Regions from separate parts of the Homo sapiens genome. Here region 2 is linked to region 1. The links are chromatin contacts, found by Hi-C in ENCODE. All regions are on one chromosome and are shown on one strand. Each heading gives the region's core, a stretch centred on a gene start or an enhancer-like site at or near the end of the contact. The rest is flanking DNA. Distances are from core to core; before and after follow the strand shown. Region 1 overlaps ZYG11A (zyg-11 family member A, cell cycle regulator). Region 2 holds the start of LRP8 (LDL receptor related protein 8).

Region 1 (2,826 bases), core at 214-2,713:
GCTGTGAGCTGAGATCCCCAAATTTTTTTTGGGACAGTCGAGTCCTGCTCTGTCGCCCAGGCTGGAGTGCAGTGGTCCGATCTTGGCTCACCACCAAGGATTATCTCTTCCCCCCTTGGATAAACTTGGCATCTTTGTTGAAAATCGGGTGTCCGTATATGTGTGAGTCTGTTACTGGGCTCTTTATTTTTTATTTTTTTTGAGACGGAGTCTTGCTCTGTCGCCCAGGCTGGAGTGCAGTGACACGATCTCTGCTCACTGCAATCTCCGCCTCCCGGGTTCACGCCATTCTCCTGCCTCAGGCTCCAGAGTAGCTGGGACTATAGGCACCCACCACCACGCCTGGCTAATTTTTTGTATTTTTAGTAGAGATGGTGTTTCACCGTGTTAGCCAGGATAGTCTCGATCTCCTGACCTCGTGATCTGCCTGCCTCATCCTTCCAAAGTGCTAGGATTACAGGTGTGAGCCACCACGCCCAGCTGGGCTCTTTATTTTTATCTGTTTGTGTATTGCCTTTTTTTTTTTTTTTTTTTTTTTTTTTTGAGACAGAGTCTCGGTCTGTCACCCAGGCTGGAGTGCAGTGGTGTGATCTCGGCTCACTGCAACCTCTGCCTCCCGGGTTCAAGTGATTCTCCTGGCTCAGCCTCCCTAGTAGCTGGGACTATAGGCGTGCACCACCACGCCCATCTAATTTTTGTACTTTTAGTAGAGATGAGGATTTACCATGTTGGCCAGGCTGGTCTTGAACTCCTGACCTCAGGTGATCTGCCCACTTTGGCCTCCCAAAGTATTGGGATTACAGGCCTGAGCCATTGTGCCCCGGCCTACTGTCTTGATTACTATAACTTTATATGAAGTCTTGAAATTGGGTAATGTGACTTCTTCAACTGTTATTCTGTTTCATAATTGTTTTGGTTATTCTAGGTTCTTTGTATTTCCATATAAATCATAAAAGCAACTTGTCAATATCTACAAAAAGGACTACTGGTATTTTAGTTGGGATTGCATTAAATCTGTAGGTCAGTTTGAGGAAAATTGCCGTTTAATAACGTTGAGTCTCATGTTGTTTTAAAAAATAGAGGCGAGGTCTCACTATGTTGTCCAGGCTGGTCTCGTAGTCCTGGGCTCAAGCAACCCTTGAGCCTCAGACTCCCAAAGTGTTGGGATTACAGGCATTAGCCACCACGCCTGGCGCTAGTCTCCTGATTCTTGAATCCTGTATATCTCTGCATTTATTTAGATCTTTACTTTCTCTCAGCATATTTTGTCATGTAGCTGGGACTACAGGCGCCTGCCACCACGCCTGGCTAATTTTTGTAATTTTAGTAGAGATGGGGTTTCACCATATTGTTCAGGCTGGTCTCTACTCCTGACCTCGGGTGATTCACCTGCCTCAGCCTCACAAAGTGCTGGGATTACAGGCGTGAGCCACTGCGCCTGGCCAACACCTGGAACATTTAATTGAACATTTGTTGTTATTGTCTTAAACACTGGATGCCCCAAAAACCCTGTGGTTAAAAATGAATGGTGAAAAAATATGAATGGTGAAACCTGTTTGGTAACATCTTTATTTTCAGGTTGCTGGAGGAGCCAGTATGAGTCAGATTTCAGAAGCACTGAGCCGATACAGGAACAGATCATGTTTTGTGAAGGAAGCCCTCCACAGGCTGTTCACAGAGACATTTTCAATGGAGGTAACCATGCCTGCTATTTTAAAGGTAATTGAAGGAAGACAATTTTTACTATTACTTCTTAACTTGGTTCAATTAATAATTGTTCACGAACCACACTGAATATAATAAATTATATGCTTTATTCTATAGTGAGTCAAGTGCTCTCATAGAGCAAAGAATGTTAAGCTTAGCTGCCAAAGTGTCTTTTGCTTTGAGCATCTGGATTTATGTGGAATAAATTAGAATCAAAACAGTTAAAATTTGGTCTAAGTAAGGGAATAATAGGATCATGTGGCTTTCTGAAAGAAAACAAGTGCAGAACAAAATAAAAATAATTAAGGGTGGCCAAATCTACCACTTGAAGTATTTTGTGAATGACATAAAGTTGCTTTTATCGATATAGCCAAACTTAGCTTTGGTTTAGGGAAGGATGCGTTTTATTGTAAATGTAATTACAAGTATTAAGAGGCTTGGGAAAGAAAACTTCAGTTATTTATTTTTCTTTTATACATGTGTTTATTTGAAAATTGTTGTTTTTAGTGAAACATAACAATGAAAGGTCTTAAGAAAAACCTTGTCTTTATTTGTAATTTTTTGCAATTCCTTAAAAATGTGGATATTTTCCCAGCACTTTGGGAGGCCGAAGCGGGTGGATCACGAGGTCAAGAGATTGAGACCATCCTGGCCAACATGGTGAAACCCCGTCTCCACTAAAAACAATACAAAAATTTGGTGGGCGTGGTGGCGCACTCCTATAGTCCCAGCTACTTGGGAGACTGAGGCAGGAGAATCGCTGGAACTCGGGAGGTGGAGGTTGCAGTGAGCCGAGATTGTGCCATTGCACTCCCTCCTGGTGACAGAGCGAGACTCAAAAAAAAATATTTTTACAGCATGGGAGATTAACTTTATTTACAGCTCAAAAGCTGTATAAAGAAAAACTCTGGGTCAGCTGTGGTGGCTCATGCCTGTAATCCCACCACTTTGGTTGGGAGGCCGAGATGGGAGGATTTCCTGGGGCCAGGAGTTCAAGACTAGCCTGATCAACATTAGTAAGACCCTGTCTCTACAAAAATTTAGAAAAAGAAAAAAAATTAGCTTCTGGCTGGGCACCATGGCTCACGCCTGTAATCCCAGCACTTTTTGGGAGGCTGA
Region 2 (2,826 bases), core at 1-2,500, 470 kb after region 1:
CCCCACCGTTCCTTTTCTCTCCCCGGGTCTGAGCTCCCTGGCCCGCCACTCACGGCAGTCGTCCTCGTCGCTGTGGTCTAAGCAGTCATCGTCCTCGTCGCATCTCCACACAGAGGGGATGCAGCGCTCGTTCCGGCACTGGAATTGGTCCTTTTCGCAATCCTTGGCCGGCCCTGCGAGGGGGAGGGAGCGTGAGCTGGATCAGCGGACTCGGCCCCACTCCCCACCATGCAGTCCGGGCCACCCGGAAGGACCCGCTGGGGAGGAGGAAAGGGGGCGATTATGGAGACCCCGGGGGCTTCAGGCACACTCCATCCAAAGGGAGGGCACGATGGCAGGGGTTCCGTGGATGTCGGGCCGCTCGGTGGCACGGCGAGACCAGGCACCTACTTAAAGTGTCACACGACCTGGGTATACCCTCCATTCAGACGCACTCACCCGCACACGCGACCCATAGTCAGAGATCTGCTCAGATACAGCCCATAGGGAGTCCCCGCGCCCGCGCGCCAGGCGCAGTGGGAGCCGCAGGCACATCACCCTGGCAGGCAGCCCCCTCTCTCTCCGCCGCGCGCAGGGGTCTGCGGAAACGCATTGTCAAGCGGAGAAGCCGCCCGGCTCTGCTCATTACCGCCGCGGAGCGCGCGTGTCAAATAAACCCCAACGGCGAGAATCACACAGCTCATCCGGAACCATGAATGGCCGCCCCTCCGGCAAAGTTCCCCGCTGGCCAAGCCCCCCTGCACCCCTCCCCCAAGATCCGCTGCCCAGAGGGCAGAGCCCTCAACACCGAGGCCCGCGGGGGCGGGGGGCCGAGGGCAAATTCAGGAATAGCCGCTTCGCGTGGAGCCTGTCCGCCCGGGAGCCCCCGATAGCCCCGGGTTCTGGACCCCTCCCCGCTCCGGCCTCCCGGCCGCGCTTTGTTGGTGGCTAGGGCGGAGCAGAGCCGAGTCAGAGACCGGCTGCACGCACCTTGGCCGCCGAGCAGCGGATCAGCCGCTGCCGCCGCAAGATGCTGGAGCTGCAGCAGCAGCAGCAGCAGCAGCAGCAGCAGCAGCGCCAGAAGCCGGAGAGGGCCCGGCTCGGGGAGGCCCATGGCGGGCCCGGGGCTCCGGCCGCCGCGCCCCGCGCTCCCCGCGCCGCCGCCGCCGCGTCTCAGCCCTCCGAGTCCTTGCCGCGGCGCCGGGGTTGCCGCTGCCCCCGCCGCCGCCGCCGCCGCCGCTGCCGCCCGCCCCGGCTCCTCGGCTGCATTTCAAGCAGGTTCGGTGACGCTCGGCGGCGGGGCGGGCTCAGGCTGGGCGCGCGGCCCCGGCCCTGGGCGGCCGCCGCCAGCGCGCGCGCTCCCTCCCGCTGCCGCCTCCGCCCCACGCTCCCCCTGCCGCCGCCTCCTCGCCCTCCTCCCTCCTGTCTTTCGTCCACTCTTCTCTCAGCGGGCGCTCCACGGCCCTGCTCTGGGCTCGCCTGAGTGCTGGGCTCTGCAGACGCAGGGATGGGCCAGGCGAGCCCCTCACCACGGAGGTAGCAGGTCCAGAGGAAGCAGCAGAGGCTTCCTGGAGGAGGTGACAGGCGGATCAGAGGCTGAGGGATGTCTAGGAGTGAGCCTGGGCGGGAGGGGAAATGATGTTACAGGACGAACAGGCCTGTGCAGTGTGCGCGTGGGGCGGGGGAGGGAGGGATAGGGGTGAGATCCCAAGATGTGGATGAGCAGGGAGAAGCTGGGGGCGCAGGGCTGGACCCCTGCACCTGTCATGGGCTCCGGCTGGGATATTATAAATCCCTGTGGCTGGTTTGGTTTCCGTGCCATGTGCATCTGTGCATGTTGCACGCTCATGTGATCATGGGGACGTGAGGCAGGTGGATTGGGCCTGGTGCACAGACTATTCATCGTCGTTAAGTACGCTCCAGGCCCCTAGTCAGAGGGGCAACCAGGGGGGGCCCGCAGGGAAGACAAGGAATCCTCGCTGTGATGGAGAAAGACGAGGTCTGTGGGGCGGGCCGGGCGGGGGGGAAGGGGAGGGCACGGAAGGGATGCCATCCCTGCCGCTAGGGGCCGCGCACCTAGGCCCGCGCTGTCCGCCCCTGCTGTCTTCTGCAGGAAGGAGAAGGCACCTCTTCCTCTGGAGGGCTGCAGCCCGCCTCACCCACACTGGGGAGAATGGGTGCGGAGAGCGAGCTGGGATTCGATTTCAGCCTCAGACTTGTGAGCCGGGTCCAACCCACACAACCTTCTTTAGAGAATGAGATTCCAGGGCATTGGCCACTCAAAACAACCGGCCTGCAGGTGCCAAGAGCCAGTGTTAGGTCCACCCTCCCTCCCCTCTTGCCCCTTCACCTCCCTCGCGGATGGGCAGGTGCTGTTAGCCCTTGGCCTGGAAACCACCCTGTCTCCTCAGCAGCCTCCTGAGCCGTAGTCCCCCAAAGGGCAGCCCAGCGGCAATATCTGTGGCCACCCCACCAGAAAGGGACTTAGATCCCCAGAGAGCCCGGCACGGTGCTCCTGCCATCATCACCCCTCCTGTCCCTTGTTCATTCAGTCATTCAGCAAGCATTTCAGGCCCTGTTCTGTGCCAACCCTGTGCTGGGCCTGCGGGTACCAAGGTGAATCAGGCATGGTGCCAGCCCCGGAGAGGTCCCTGACCTGTGGGGAGACAGACCATTAGCACACAGACAACGAAATGCAGGCGTCCTTTCACCTATATGTGCCAAACGCCCTTCAAGGCTCAAGGATACAGTGGAAACAGATAAGGTTCCTCCCTGCTCTCCTGCAGTTATGTCTTAGTTGGAAGAGATACACACAAAAGCAGGAAAACAAAAGATTATTTCAGGTCA

The links. A loop is a pair of places that touch in the nucleus more often than their neighbours do. Pooled maps may share reads with other maps.
Region 2: a loop to region 1 is called in a pooled map, with 4 times the contacts of the local background. The contact joins the promoter of LRP8 here to the enhancer-like site in region 1. A Hi-C loop is called at or near these places in 2 of 37 single-sample maps with no recorded cell type and 2 of 50 pooled maps.

The regions. Positions count from the first base shown.
Region 1 is chr1:52,859,153-52,861,978 of GRCh38, forward strand. ZYG11A (zyg-11 family member A, cell cycle regulator) reads left to right here. Exons shown (of 14, transcript NM_001004339.3): 4 at 1,579-1,719. Among named protein-coding and RNA genes, the nearest start is that of ZYG11A, 18 kb to the left of the region's middle. Within about 2 kb of position 1,464, at least 3 of the 41 ENCODE cell types and tissues checked have a DNase peak (open chromatin) inside an H3K27ac peak, as active enhancers do.
Region 2 is chr1:53,326,820-53,329,645 of GRCh38, forward strand. LRP8 (LDL receptor related protein 8) reads right to left here and starts at 1,251. Exons shown (of 19, transcript NM_004631.5): 1 at 970-1,251; 2 at 54-173. The coding sequence starts at 1,093. It overlaps LRP8-DT (LRP8 divergent transcript), which reads left to right and starts at 1,414. Exons shown (of 3, transcript NR_131923.1): 1 at 1,414-1,556. RefSeq lists silencers at 1-232, 748-917, 968-1,117, 1,188-1,387 and enhancers at 298-407, 1,458-1,687.